Regions from separate parts of the Homo sapiens genome. Here region 1 is linked to region 2. A link is a loop called in an ENCODE intact Hi-C map of the cell type or tissue named here. Cell type or tissue: Calu3. All regions are shown on one strand. Region 1 overlaps TTC39C-AS1 (TTC39C antisense RNA 1). Region 2 overlaps LAMA3 (laminin subunit alpha 3).

Region 1 (8,000 bases), 170 kb after region 2:
GCCCCTCCCCTCATAGCCAGGGCTTACACAAACACACTGAATGGTACTTACGTTCCTTAGGTATTACCAGTTGGCCCCGTTTCAAGGCTTTAAAAAAGCCTCATCACTATGCACCCAACGTTAACACTCAAAGCCCCGCAGGGCTGTATCTTGGACGGCTGTTGCTACTGAGTGTGATTCTCAGCAGATGAAATGCTAGCAGCAGCAGCAGCAGCATCTATGAACTGCCTTATAATAAACTGCAACTTGGCTGCACTTAGTCATCACCAGGGCCACGCGCTGATGCGTGAACTCCACCCTCAGAGACTCTGATTTCATTGGTCTGGGAGTGGCCTGGACATCAGGATCTTTTCCTTTTTTTTAAAAAAAAATAATAATAATTATAATCCACAAGATTTTCCTAATGGTTACATCTCACACCATGAAATTGACTTTGGTAAAATGTGTGTATAGTTCTCTGTCACTTTATCACGTGTGTAGGTTTGTCTAATCAGCATTGCAATTATGATACAGAACTATTCCTTCATCACAAAGATATGCCTTTATGGTATCACTTACCTGCCTTCTCTCTACTATCCCTAACTCCTGACAAACACTAATCCCGATAATTTTGTCATTTCAAGACTGTTAAATAAATGGAATCGGCCAGGCGTGGTAGCTCATGTATGTAATTCTAGCACTTTGGGAGGCCGAGACGGGTGGATCACTTGAGGTCAGGAGTTTGAGACCAGCCTGGCTAGCATGTCGAAACCCCATCTCCACTAAAAATACCCCAAAATTAGCCAGGTGTGGTGGCGCGCGTCTGTAGTCCCAGCTACTCAGGGGGCTGAGGCACGAAAATCACGCGAATCCAGGAGGTGGAGGTTGCAGTGAGCCAAGACTGCACCACTGCACTTCAGCTTGGGCGACAGAGTGAGACTCTGTCTCTAAATGAATAAATAAATGGAATCATACAGTGTGTACCCTTTTGAGATTGGCTTTTTCACTCAGCATAATGCACCTGAGATCCATCTAGGTCGTATGAGTCAATAGTTCATTCCTTTTTATTGCTGGTATAGATGTACTACACCTTGGGGCTATTACAAATAAAGCTGCCATGAACATTTGTATAAAAGTTTTTGTGTGACCTGCCTGGGCAACCATAGCAAAACCCCATCTCTGCCGGAAAAAAAAAAAAGTTAGCCGGGCATGGTGGGATACACCTGTAGTCCCAGCTACTCAGGAGGCTGAGGTGGGAGGATCGCTTGAGCCCAGGAGGTCAAGGCTGCAGTGAGCCACAGTCACACCACTGCACTCAAGTCTGGGTGACAGAGCAAGACTCTGTCTCAAAAATTTATGAAAAGTTTTTGTGTGGGAACATAAGTTTTTATTTCTCTGGCATGAATGCCAGAAGTGCCGTTGTTGGATCGTATGTTAAGTATATGCTTAGTTTTCAAAGAAACTGCCAAACGTTTTTCCAGAGTGGCTGTACCATTTTACATCTCCACCAGCAAGGAGAGATCCAATTTCTCCACATTCTTGCCAACATTTGATATTGTCACTATGTTTTATTTTAGCCATTCTGTAGGTGTGTAGTGGAACTTCATTGGGGTTTAGTTTACATTTCCATCAAAATGAGTGATGTTGAACATCTTTTCATGTGTTTATTTGCCATCTGTATATCCTCTTCAGTAAAATGTCTCTTTATATCTTTTGCCCATTTTCTAATTGGATTTGGGCATGGGCCAGAGAGATGGAAGAGGGGCAGTGCATCGAAAACTTCCCTAAGTGTATCTACTATGCAGCCAAGTTTGGGAAGCACTGCGTCATTATAACTTCTTTATATAGGTACACTCTAAATGTAAGCCATTGCACTTGTGCTAATATTAAAATAAGGTCAGTGTGGGCACTGGCTAATTAAACATGCCTGCAGTCCAAGGGAAAAACACTGGAGATGCTTTCCATGACCTCAGGTTGTTTGCATATACTCATCATAAGGCTGGAGGAATGAGCCCTGCAGGGAATATTTCTGGAAATGTGGCCCAAATATCTTCTGCTTTAAAATCATGGCATGTGTATGTGCATGTGTGCACCTGTGCACATGTGTGAAAAATGGTGATTCCCCAGTCCCAAGCCCCATACCTACTAAATCAGGACTTTTGAGGATGAGGCCTAGAAATCTATATACATAGCCCAGCAGATTTCCACACACTCAAAAATTTGAGACCTATCTTGCTCAAGGAAGACTGGGGACCCAATCTCCACTTCAGGGCATAGGTGGATGCCTTCCTATTAAGAAATCAGTTGGCCGGGCACAGTGGCTCACGCCTGTAATCCCAGCACTTTGGGAGGCCAAGGTGGGTGGATCACAAGGTCAGAAGATCGAAACTATCCTGGCTAACATAGTGAAACCCCGTCTCTACTAAAAATACAAAAAACTAGCTGGATATGGTGGCACACACCTGTAGTCCCAGCTACTTGGGAGGCTGACACAGGAGAATCACTTGAATCCAGGAGGCAGAGGTTACAGTGAGCCGAGATCGCACCACTGCACTCCAGCCTGGATGACAGAGTGAGACTCCATCTCAAAAAGAAAAAAAAGAAATTGGTTTAGGCAGGGCACAGTGGCTCCTATCTGTAATCTCAGTGCTTTGGGAGGTCAAGGCAGGAAGATTGCCTGAGGCCAGGAGTTTGAGACCAGCCCAGGCAACACAGCAAGACCCTGTCTCTAAAAAGAAAAATAAAAAGGCCAGGTGCAGTGGCTCATGCCCGTAATCCCAGCACTTTGGGAGGCCAAGGCAGGTGGGTCACCTGAGGTCAGGAGTTCGAGACCAGCCTGGCCAACATGGCAAAATCCTGTCCCTACTAAAAATACGAAAATTAGCCGGGCGTGGTCGTGGGCGCCTGTAATCCCAGCTACTCAGGAGGCTGAGACAGGGAGAACTGCTTGAAGCCAGGAGGCGGAGATTGCAGTGAGCTGAGATTGCCCAACTGTACTCCAGCCTGGGCAATAGAGCAAGTCTCTGTCTCAAAAAAAAAAAAAAAAAAAAAAAAGAGAAAGAAAGAAAGAAAGAGGGAAGGAGGGAGGGAGGAAAGAAAAGAAAAGAAAGAGAGGGAGGGAGGAAGGAAGGAGAAAGAAAGAAAGAAAGAAAGAAAGAAAGAAAGAAAGAAAGAAAGAAAGAAAGAAAGAAAGAAAGAAAGAAACCAAAACAGGCATAGTGGCATGTGCCTGTAATTTCAGCTACTCAGGAGACTGAGGCAGGAAGATTGCTTGAGCCTAGGAGTTTAAGGTGTATGAGCTGTGATTGCGCCACTGCATTCCCACCTGGGTGACAGAGTGAGACCCCGTCTGAAAAAAGAAAAAAAAAAAAAGAAAAAGAAATTGGTTTAGAGAAGAGTTGCCTTGAGCCAATTTGGGGCATAGAAATGTGTGTTCTACTTCTGAAATGTGAGGAACAGAGAGGGGCAGGATAGTGTGTTTTTGTATACTGCCAAGCTGTTCTTGAGAAGCAATAATTTGTAGTGATCAATAAAGATAACTAACATGTATGAGCACTAATTAGTGCTAGGCTTTCCCCACACACTAGCTCCTCTTGTTCTTATAACAAGTTAGAGGTTATTATATTCTCTACTTTGTAGATGAGGGAGCTGAGGTTCAGAGAGTCCTGGTCATTTGCCCAATATCATAGGACTAGCAGATGTCAGGCTGTTTTTCCTTCTGGAGTCTCCCTTATTGTTGTCCTTAGTTGTCCCAAACTCTGGTTTTTATTATTAAATATTTTTAGAAGACCTACTGGAACCTAATTTTAAACAGAAACTAGGCCAGGTGCAGTGGCTCACGCCTGTAATCACAGTGCTTTCAGAGGCCGAGGCATTTGGATCACTTGAGGCCATCCTGGCCAACATGGTGAGACCCCCATCTCTCTAAAAATATGAAAATTAGCCGAGTGTGATGGTGCACGCCTGTAATCCCAGCTACTTGGGAGGTTGAGATAGGAGAATTGCTTGAACCCAGGAGGTGGAGGTTGCAGTGAGCTGAGATTGCACCACTGCACTCCAGCCCGGGTGACAGAGCAAGACTCTGTCTCAAAAATATATAATAATAATAATACAAATTAGAAAAATTATTTTTTAAAAAGAAACTATAAGAATTTATAAAGGTATTTACACATCCCTGAATAGCCTAACTGATCATCAATTTGTGGGCTGAAATAAATGCTGCACAGAAGTGGTATATCTAATTATTTCTCTGGTGTAGTACTGCAGTCTGAACTGTAAGCATGAAGCTGGTGGAGCTCTCTGGAGCACTCAAGTGGTAAACTACTAAACAGTGGTAAAAATTCCTTTTATCCTGCTGCTCGGGAACCTGTCATTATGGGGAGAGTAAGCCACACCCTTTAAATATACACATGTGGCCCTGGTATCCATTTACACAGCTGCCAGGTGAAAGCCCTTTTGTTTTCCAGCTTCTGTCCTGAATCATCTTGGATGACTGCCTCAGGTCTCTGTGTGGCTCTGACATAATTGATATTTTCGTAACATACCCAGCTTCATTGTTCACAGTTCTGGTCTGTGCCAGTTTATGTGTTTGAGCCTCAGGTAAGTTGAGCGCTGTGGACATATGGGTGTGATGAAATGGTTTCCTCTCTTCCCTTTCCACCTTCGAAACCTAAGCCTTCCTGCAAGGCTCCTAGCCTTCCGGGTTTCCATAGAAATCAGAGCCTGAGGCCAAGTTTAAGGTATAAGGCTCTATCCCAGAGCTGGAAGGGTGAGGGGAAGGGAGTCAATGTGGGGTGATATGAACCAAACTGGCCAGGGTGCCACAGAAACCACACCTGTCACAGCCACGCAGGACTCTCTGGATGGGCCATATGGAGCCACCACACTTCGAAATCGTCACAGGGGAGGAAGAGAGAGGAGCTTATCTCCTGACTCTCTGGTCAAAGCGGGTCCTCTGTGGATTCAACTCTCCCCCATTTTGGGCTATTTACCTTTTAAACAGTGGCAAAGCAGCCATCTTCTAGGTCCCTAGCCAGGGGGCAAGAAGCTTCATCTGAGTCTGCAAGTGCTGGGAACAGCCGGTGCCCTGTGCTAGGGCCCGGGCTGCAAATGCCTACGGCTCCCATAAGGTGGGCATTGTAGCAGCCATGCCTAAGCCCAGCTCTCAGCCCTCACCCTGTGGGGAAGCAGCATCTGCAGATAGTGGCAGAGAGAAGGTGAGACTGGGAAGCTGGAGCTCCCCACTGAGCAAGCAGCCAGGGCCCAGCAGGCAGATGGGGCTGAGCAAATGTGGGGAGGCCCAAAACTTAGGTCCAAGTAGTTCCCTTCCTGATTCTAATGTTGTATCGGAGTATCAGTCAGGGTTCTTACTTGCAAGCCACAAAAACTTACTTTAGCTTCCTTAAACCAAAAAAGAATTTATTGGGTGTACATGGGAGAGCTTTCAGAAACTGAAGAGTGGGCTTATAGTGCAAGCAATGAGAGCTGCCAACTAGGCAGCAGAAACCGGGGCCCAAACACCACTACCATGGGGGCAGGACACTTTCCCTACTACAGCCTAACATCACCACCTCCCAGTGAGACCTCACACCATCAGCATGCCTCCAAAGAGCACAGGGGCTCTGATGTTTGTCAACTGCTCCCCCCAACCCCCAAATTCTTATGTCGAAGTCCTAACCCCTAGCACTTTGGAGTGTGCCCTTATAGGGAGATAGGGTCTTACAGAGGTAATCAAATTAAAACAAGGTCATTAGCATGGGCCCTAATCCAATATAACTGCAGTCCTTATAAGAAGGAGAAATTGGACATAGAGAAATGTATAGAGGGAAGGCAAGGTAAAGAGACATAAAGAGAAGATGGCTACCTACCAGCCAAGGAGAGAGGCCTGGAACAGATCCTTCACTTGCAGCTCTCAGGGAAACCCACCCTGCCCACAGCTTGATTTTGGACTTTAGTCCTCCAGAACTGTGAGAGAATAATTTCTGGTGTTTAAGCCACTCAGTTCACGGTACTTTTTAATAGCAGCCCCAGCAAATACAATCCTGGAAGCCAAGGGGGAAAAGAGAAAGAGAATCCTTACCAATTTGTTGAACTTTTGCAGATTGCTAAGCACTGTGATGCACATTACCTTGCCTGGCAGGGCTGTCTTCACCGCCATGAGACCTGTGCAGTCACACAGTCACACAGCGCTCTGTTCTCAGAAGCACCCAGCACTTGGTTCAATGCCCTGCTGTTGTCATCTTAAAATTCTTCATGATTTTTTAAACCAGGGACCCCACATTTTCATTTTGCACAGGGCCCCCCAAATTGTGTGGGTCCTGTCACCTGGTTATCCCAGTAATCTCGTGAAGTAAACAGAGACTGTCGTTACTTGTGTTTATTAATAACGAAACCAAAGCTGAGAGATGTTAAGCAACTTGATCAAGGTCAACAGACCTCCCCAGAGTTGGATCAGAGATCTGAGATCTCTGATCCAATGGCTTCTGTGTCCACCCAATTTTGAGATTCTGTCATTCTAGAACCTATGTAAAATGTAAGAAAATTTGGAGCTAAACCTTTACACAGCTGCCTTGCCTTCACTCGATTATCCTGTCTGAAGTTTAACACATGAAAGCCAGCTTGGGGTCTTCTGGATAGTCAAGAGGTTCCTCTACCAGCCTCATCTTGGTCACTGGTCTGCTCTAGTCTACTTCTATCTGTGTTCCTGTTAGACTTAATATCTGGAAAAGCAGGGTTCTTACCTGCCCAGGCCCCAGGTCAACCTGGCTTGGGTTCAGATAGAAACTGCTGACCTCAGGTCACTGGATTCATGTCCTAAGCCAAGGTCCGTGAAAAATATTAGGAATTAATCAATTAACCTCTTCCTTGATTCTAGATATTCGCTCTCTCATTTTTCCTGGGATAAACCAACCCTTCTGGTTGGTCTGGTATAAAGTTTCACTGTCTCTCCCATCTCCTTTCTCTCCTCTGTCTTCCCCCTTGAGTCTTTGCTTTACTGATGTTCTTCCATTAGGCCAACTGTCCCTTTCCCTTGACTTTCTTACCTTTTCCCCAGCCACTGTTCCACCGCGGTTTTCTAATAGCCTCTCAGTTCTTCACAGCTCTGCCTCCATCACCACCACATCCTCCCATCGGTGTCCTAAGTAAACATTTCACAAAGTGTTGCTGCATTACTCTTGGGTTCTACTCAACTAGGTCATTTTCCAAGTTCATGAAAATTGGAATAGGTAAGAGGAAGTTTGGGGTTTTAAATTTATTAACCACAGAATGCAACATGGGAGGGTGAGGTGTACGGTAATTCTGTTTTTTTTTTTTTTTTTTTTGAGACGGAGTCTCGCTCTGTGGCCCAGGCGGGAGTGCAGTGGCGCAATCTCGGCTCACTGCAAGCTCCGCCTCCCGGGTTCACGCCATTCTCCTGCCTCAGCCTCCCGAGTAGCTGGGACTACAGGCGCCCGCCACCACGCCCGGCTAATTTTTTTTGTATTTTTAGTAGAGACGGGGGGTAATTCTGTTTTGTCGTTGCTTACTTATCCCCTGAGGCAGACATAAGTTGTTTGCGCACATGTCTTTTTTTGGACAACTTCTCACCCATTGTGTGTGGTCTTGTGGGGCTGTCAGCCTCCTTGGTGCCTTCCCATAGGACCCAGGGTGGCCAATCAGAGTATCCTATCCTCCAGTGATTGGCTCTAGGATTCCCAGGTGACACAAGCAGCACCATCAGAATCATCCTTGCCAATGGGGATCTAGAAAACTGGAGGGAGATGGTCTCTCTTCCTCTACAAATGGGCAAGCATGGAGACCAATGCCAAGAGGAAAGAGCAACTAAAAGAAGTGGGGTGGGATCCAGATTTAAAGACTCTAACTTGATGAGATCTCTAGTGATGGTTACTTGCTCACAGAGTCAATGGAGACCAAATTGACCAGCAGCCATTTAATGTTTTAAGGGCAGGTGGTGTTGGAAAAAACTGAAGTTTGGCAAAGAGGAGTCTTGAATGCCCAGAGTGATCGTGCAAGATGGGAGC
Region 2 (8,000 bases):
ATCAGTATCTTTCTAGCCTATTTTATACATATGTATTTGCATAGTACAATTTTTAAAGATAAGATCAGTAAATCTGATCAGTACATATCATCTTAAACTTTTTGAGATGTAAACTGAATGTTCAAAACTGAATATCTAAAATCATAACACTGACTGATAGAAAAATGCCTTAAGCAGTTCTTTGTATTTCTGATAGGTGCTGCTCAAAGCAAAGAGATCATCTTCCTGCCGAGTAAGGAGCCAGCCTTTGTCACTGTCCCTGGAAATGGTTTTGCAGACCCATTTTCAATCACACCAGGAATATGGGTTGCTTGTATTAAGGCAGAAGGAGTCCTTCTGGTAAGACTTAGTTCTGAATGGAGAGCTCCTGCGGGATTCTTCCTACCTCAGAAGTGGTTCCATCCAAGACTACAATCCACAGCGACCATAAAATATCACAATCATTGGTGGTTTTAGACACAGGAACAATTCAGCCCCAACCTAAGGAAACTGTGGTGACATTCACCCTCAAATGACATAGGAATCAACTTGAAGTATCTTTTGTATCCTTTCAGCTAGCTTCTCTTGGACAAAAAAAATAAAAGATAAAAAAGGTCTCCTAAAGACTCTTAATTATCAGAACAAATGCGAAGCCTTCATGAGTATGTGGCTTCACCCTTCCAAAGCTTGTATGGGATTTTCCAGCATGAGTCAGAAGTATAGACTTTAGCACTCATTGCCTCACATCATAAGAACTAGCAACTTCACCTGGTTATTGTCTACACTGTCTGGAGATTGTGTAGAACCAAGGAAGAATAACCTAGAAGACAAGCAGATATGGATTTCAGTAAAGTTCTTGGGGGTGGAAAGAGAAGCAAGAGGCTACAGGAGCCACTGCTTCTCCATGACACTCTTTCTGCTTTCTTCTGTGTTAAACCTAAAGCAGGTTTATTCCCACCAAACAGATTGCCTACAACAGAGAACTCTTTGTTCAGGAAAGGCTTTGTCTGCAAACACCTAATAGAATAGCCAGAGAAGCCATGGGGAGTTGGAAGGATGAAACCTGTTCTCTGAGACAGCCCTCTTTGCTATGTGCTTTAAGGCCTGCTTTGCTTCATGGCAAGGTCTTTTCAAAATAGAGTCCTTGGGAAAAGCTTGATTTCATGCTCTCAAGTGGAAAACATAAAGCTTTTCCTTCAGGCACAACCCTGTTTATTGGCCATGTTAGCAAATCTTAGGAAAGTCGCTTAATTCCAATCCTGTCTCTTCCAGTCCTGCCAGTTGCTTCTTCCATACAACAGGGACAATACTTATCTTAATAGGTCCTTCCAAATTGGGATCTTACAAGGATAACATGAGGGATTGTTCTTTCCATTCAAGACAACAAAGGAACATCAGAAGGTCTCTGCTCTTCTTGCATCTTCTTAGTAGGAAGCTTTATTGCTTAAAAAAAAAAAAGTTCAAGAATGTTTCACAGATGGTAGAAATGAGGCAGAGGAAAATTCCATTGATACTAGTAACGGGTACAAAGTTGGACTCACGGAAAGTAGAAGTTCATTATAAAAGTTACTGTTTAGGCATGGAAGATGCCTAATGACATTATCATTAGGCATCATAAGGGTGCCTATGATCAACCTTTACTATTCTATTATCTGTGAGACTATAAAGTCATGAGGAGAGAGGAGACATGGTCCCAAACTCAGCAAACTTACTAGTAGAACAGTAACCCTTTTAAAATTTAAACCTACTGAGTCCCCTCAGCCACAATCTCTTACTTTTCCCCTCCTATACATTTCTGTCTGAGGAGAGAAAAAGCTTTGTGGTCTGTGTATGAGCTCTTTGCCCTCCCCTCTTCCCTCTGCAGATATGTGCTGCTGTCAGGACGGCTAGGGGCTGTCAATCATTCACCTCCCAGAAGCCTGCAGCTCTGCTCTTTCCTGAAGAGCTGCTTAGCTGAATTTACGTTGTGGGCTTTGTTTGGCACACTCAGTGGAACATGTTCTTCCTCTCGTTTCTTGGGACAGGCAGTAGGCCAGTTCCATTCTGTGAATCACCAAGATCACAAGGCATTGCTTTTTATACCGTGCCAGTTGAGCGTTACTCGGGTGTGGGAGTAGAAAGTGATCCACATTCAGTGTTCTGTACTGCTGAAGGCAACCAGCATTTCCACAGAACATTTCATCAGTTGACAATTTATTATCTTTGTTAATTTGTGAATTTATAAACAACCAAGGAGAGACAGTAAAATCTCTCTTGAAACTTGAAGAATAAAACTGTTCACACTGACAAGTTTCTCTCTGATACATAAAGAATCTTTGATGAGTGGTTCTTTGTGTTTCGGTGAGTCGGGATGAAGAACAAAGCAGTTGATATGGAGAGTTTAACTAGCGACTTCACCTGGTTATTATTGATTTAACTAGTATGTTTGATTATTTTCTATCCAAAGTAGGGCTACCATCAAAATGAATGATTCTCCTTTTGGTCTTTATTTTCTAGGATTACCTGGTGCTGCTCCCCAGGGACTACTATGAAGCCTCTGTACTGCAGCTGCCAGTCACAGAACCATGTGCCTACGCAGGACCTCCCCAAGAAAAGTCAGTGTGGGGCAGAAGGTGCAGCCGCATCATTGGGGTCCTCTAAATTAGGAGCCTTTAATGCAAGCTTTCATGAGGTGTCTCAGGATCACAACGACAGCATGATGCTCTGGATAATTAGTTGTTATCTTCCTCTATGTCTTACTTGTGTTCTTCAAGTAAGATTCACAAAGCACTTTGCACACCATAGCTGGCTTAGGAGTGGCTACCACCCTCCAGCATGTGGGAATGTTGATGCATGCCCAAGTCAATGCCCTCAAGGTCAGTCATACATCTGGTGGGAGGAAGAGCTTAAAATAGAAGCCAGGTTTGTGGACCTTTGTTTCTTCTCTTCCCCATGCAGATGAAAATTTATTGCTTAATTCTTGTAGCAGACACTTAATAAGAGTTTATTGAAGGATGATGAATGAATGAGTGAACTGAATGACTGAGAGTCTTTGGGGATGTACTTTGATATTCCGTTTGATGTTCTCAGTTGTAACTATTGATTCCATTGTTGTTGCTGTTGTTGAAGTTGCTTACTCTACCAGCATTTGCCAGTGACCAGATTCCCCTGTACCCTGGCTTGTGAGGCCAGACACTTCCTGCTTGATGGGGAGCCAAGACCCGTGGCAGTGAGGCAGCCCACACCTGCACACCCTGTCATGGTGGACCTCAGCGGGAGAGAGGTGGGCCAGCCTTTTATTTATTATCAAAGTTATTACTACCTCCCCATCTGTATCTGCTAAAAATACTTGGCCACAGTTGCTTCTCAAATTCAGGGGAACCTGGAAGAATTTCTCAGAGGTGTTTATCAACATTTGCTGAACTATCTGATTTAGGGTGGGGCTGGATGGTACGCTACATGGAGCCATGTTCAGGTTGTTCTTTGAGCACTTTCTAGACATGGCAGGGGATGTGGGCATCTATAGAATCCTTTCTTTTTGGTTATCTGGACTTAGAAGGGGGCATCCTGTTCTACATGATTCAGGGCAAGATTTCTCTTAAAAGACAGATGAGACTCAATCTAGTAAGCGTCCAGAAATGACACAGCTTACCCTAAAAGGATACCACACTCACTGACTGTTCAACCCCTTAGGCTAAGCAATTTGTAGCAGCTGAATTCCTTGAGCTCAGAATCCGGAACTTCTACATCCCCTGGCACCTACCTCATGGCTTGGAGGACAGGTTACTACAGGTCTTGGTATTACTTTTCTTCCAGGAGTTCTTCGAACTTCAGAACCAAATTTAAGATCATACTGATTTCAGATTCGAGTTAGAGCTATAGGATATCAACCATAACAATAAGAATACACAACACTTCAAAATGAAGACACTGAAAGACTTCCTCCACTATATTTTTATTCTTTGCTCTCTGTAACATTCTCTGTTTTGTCCTTTTGAGGAAAATATTCATTTGGGGGATTAAATTTGTGGGATGAAAATATATGTGGAGTTAATTGTAACTGAACTTTTAGATGTGTACATTTTTGTAAACTACATTTCTAACATTTTGAAGGTAGCAGTTAAAGGTTTTTAAGTATATTTCTTAAGTAAAGTCTTCATTTTATTTGAATTTTCATGCTACGAAATAATATTTACTTGTAACAAGTAAAACAATATAGATATGCATAAAAAACCTAAATGATCTTCCCTCTACTTCATTCTAATACTAAGTTTGCTGTATCCCTCCCTACACATGCTATGTGTGTATACACACATACACACATACATGTATATAGGTGTACATACATACATATATACATAAAATGCACATACACGTACATATACAGGTATATGTATGTGTGTGTGTATTTGTGTGTGTGTGTTCCCTAGACAACAAGAGGTACCGTTGAGAAGGGGCAACCACCAGGAAGTGATGCTGATGACTCATCTAGGAGGTTCTAACCTCTGATTTAACCCAGAGCTATAGCACAGAGCTAGTCAGCAGGACCTCAAGGCTCTTTTACAATACGGAAATATTTTATTTCACTATCTCTGGTCTAGAAATTATCCAGCTTATTGATTCAGTTTAATTTATACTTTTAAAACTTTTCAATTGGCTCTTTATCATATTTATTTTTTCTTGTCTTTTCTGCCAGTTTTTGTTTCAAAACTTCATGTACTTTTAAGTGGAAGTTACTTCTTCATTTAGCTTTTTTAGTATCCTAAAGGCCTTGGAGCCAGGTGTATTTCAGAATTCAAAATTTTTAAGATTTGAAAAAAGATAACATCTCCAGTGAGGTCTGGGATAATACCCTATAATCAAACAGGTTAATATTTCTCCAGTGAAAAGCATGAATAGGCACACCTAGGGAGACACTAACTGACTATATACATAGACTTATATCAGTTTAGTTCAGACTTTGCCAGCAAATGATTATTGGTTAGGTTAGGTTTGCCACCAAAACAGTTACAAAACCTATTTCCTTTTCAGAGTTTGGGGATTTCAGATCATGGGCCAGTATATTTAAAGTCTTTCTCAGACTATTCCATAAAATTCACCTCATCTGAAGTGAACTCATCTCTGATTATTTTGTTACCTGTCTTTCTTAATATTCAATTTATGTGTTTTGAATTTTGTTTACAGGCATATTGGCTTATTTTGAATGAGAGGTTTTTATCCTCTCCTTCTTTCGCATCTGTTTCAGCCTGCTAATTTTGCATTGTCTTAGCTGTCCACTGGATCCTTAGCCCAGGAGCAGGCATTACAGTGTGCCTTCTCTATTGTTATGACACTGAAGATAGGAGATTCAGACATTGACCCCATGAATGGCATAGCTCAGTTCTTGGTCATGAGGCCACATATTTGATTTTTGGTTCCCAAATTCCATAGCTTCTTTTAAAAATTTATTTAGTTTTATATATTTAGGGGTACAAGTACAAGTTTCTTATATGCATATATAACATAGTGGTGAAGTCTGGGCTTCTAGTGTACCCATCACCCAAATAGTGAACATTGTACCTAATAGGTACTTTTTCAACACCCCCTCCCATCCCTCCACTTTTCATAGTCTCCAGTGTCTGTTATTACACTCTGTATGTCCATATGTACCCATTGCTTAGCTACCATTTATAAGTGAGAACATGCAGTATTTGACCTTCACACAGCTTCTTATAAATCCATAACCCAGGAGGCAGATTGGAAGCAATTTTTAGCTTCTTTTTAAATTTGAACATCCTTGTCTTCAAAAAATGTGCCTCGATCTGGCCGCTGTCTCCTATGGCACATGTTTTATTCTCTTAACTCTGCATGAGCTAAACTGCTGACCAAAATAATCTGCTTCCAGACCTAGAGGACAACAGGCTTGTGACTTCAGTCCTGGTGCCATTTTGGGTTTTTCTTTAACTTATGTTTTATCACCTATTACTTTTGATTCTAAATATATCTTTTTGTTGTTCTTTTAAAACGTTTTATCCAGAGTTGGTCTCTCTTGGAGCAGGAGTATAGTGAATGTGAATTCTCTGTGCCATCTGAACCAGAAGTCACCCATCTTTAAAAAATGCTAACCTGTTTTTATTAAAATCCTCCTCTCTCTCCCTCAGCTCAGCCACTACACCATACTCCTCCCCTTCACAACAAAACTCCTCCAAAATATTGTCTACACTCTGTGTTTCTAATTCTTTATGCCCTACTCACACCTCAACCCACTTCAGTCTGGCTTTCACCTCCCACTCCATTAAATTTATTTTGCCAGGTTTCCGATGAGATCTTTGTCACTAAATCCAGTGGATATGTTTCAGTCCTCATCGGTTTAACTTCTCGGCAGCTTTCGATGCCTGATGGACACTCCCTGAATTCTCAAACTCTCTCTTGTTTTTCATAATTTAAGAGCTGTCTTAATAATTTAAAAATTAACGACAACCTGATTCTCTTTCTGCCTCTCTCACCGCTTCCTCAAAATATCATTTGCAGGCTCATCCTCCTCTGTCTAGCCATTAAGTGTTAGAATTTGTCAATGCTCAGTCCTAGGCCTTATTACTCTATGTTCTGTCTCGAGGAGTCTGATCCATGGCAATTGTATCAGACCCACCTCCACACAGATACCTCCCATATTGTTATGCCCAGTCATACCTCTGCTTTTATATGCAGACCAGCAAGTCTACCTTCCTTCCTGACATTACCTCTTTGATGTTTCAAAGCAACCTCAAACTCCATTTCGGTATTCCCTACCTAAATTAATGCTGCTACCATCCATCTAATTGCATAAGCCAAAATTCTTAGGGTCATCCATGACTTCTCCAATTCTTTCCCGCACCCAAACTAATCTATCTGTGAGTGTACATCCCGAACTTTTCTTGGCATTCTCCTTCCATCTCCCTTGTCCAAAATACAATCATTTTTGTGAGAATCTCTGTAGAAGCCTCCTAACTAGCTGACCCACGTCTGCTCTGCCCATTGCACCTCTTGATCTTTTCTCCAGACTATAGCCAGCACTCACATTCTGATGGGAATATTTGATCAACACTTACTGCTCTTAGGATAGAGACAAAGATTTTAACATGGCTTATAAAACTGCCCTTTCTACTTCCCAATTTTATTATACTCCCTCTTGCTCTCTGTTTCTCTGCTCCTCTGACCTACCTTCAGTCTCTTGGGCTTGCATTTTATGGGACCCTACAGCATTCTATGTTGTATGTAGCCTCCTACTGCAAGCCGTTCCCTCTACCCAAACACTCTTCTCTCCCCTATGGCCTGGTTGTCTTCTCCTTGTCCTCCACACTCAACTAAGTTGCTGTTCTTCAAGGAAGCCTTCCGCTCTCCCTCATCTCCTCGACTAGCTCAGGCCCCTGTCTTACACCTCTGCAGAACATTATTCACATGTAGTTTTATGCTGTGTTTGTCTAGTTATCTAATTACTTGATTCAAGTCTGTCTGAGGGTATGTCTGTCTTGCTTCCCATTGTATACCTATCACCTCGCTGGTGGACTGGCATAGCATAGGTATTCAGTAATATTTGCTGACCAAATCATTTGAATCCTCATTTTGACATCAGACATATTAGTTATCCCTTTTAGTTTGTATAGGCAACAGATTTGATAAACCCACTTTCCATGTATTTATCCTAAAACACTAATAACTAGTGGAGGTCAGTTCTGTGCCATAGAACCAGAAATATTCCTCCAGTTTGACACTGATTCCATTAAAGTTCACCTTTTTAAAGATAAATAACACACATAAATAATCATAACAGCAAGCAGTAAAGTTTCTGTGTGCCATCTTTTATGTCTTTTATCTGAGTTTCTCAAACCTGACTTTGCCCATCAAATGTACCTTAAACTCTTCAAACAAGTCTTCCAACAGGTAATCCATATAATTTAGAGTGGAAAGAGTAGTAGAAATTTATAATAGAGTGCTAGATAGAACTTGCTGCCAGTAATAACTTCTGGGCGAAAACCTGGTACATCACTGACCTGTGAGTGTTTTGTGGTGGGGTAATGACAGTC

Evidence for each region. Peaks named below come from ENCODE experiments on the same cell type or tissue, not always from the same donor. Only the 100,000 strongest peaks of a DNase experiment are listed, where the experiment ranks them.
Region 1: a loop joins it to region 2, with 3 times the contacts of the local background. A loop is called at or near these places in 5 of 110 quality-filtered maps.

The regions. Positions count from the first base shown.
Region 1 is chr18:23,994,543-24,002,542 of GRCh38, forward strand. TTC39C-AS1 (TTC39C antisense RNA 1) reads right to left here. Exons shown (of 6, transcript NR_110796.1): 4 at 7,023-7,117; 5 at 5,847-6,020. It also overlaps a transcript of TTC39C not described here. Among named protein-coding and RNA genes, the nearest start is that of LINC02958, 16 kb to the left of the region's middle. RefSeq lists a silencer at 1-22. In Calu3, no CTCF peak of the experiment used is centred here; DNase peaks (open chromatin) are centred at 139 and 4,449.
Region 2 is chr18:23,824,227-23,832,226 of GRCh38, forward strand. LAMA3 (laminin subunit alpha 3) reads left to right here. Exons shown (of 75, transcript NM_198129.4): 21 at 197-339; 22 at 2,476-2,573; 23 at 3,088-3,241. Among named protein-coding and RNA genes, the nearest start is that of LAMA3, 140 kb to the left of the region's middle. In Calu3, no CTCF peak of the experiment used is centred here; DNase peaks (open chromatin) are centred at 1,895 and 4,415.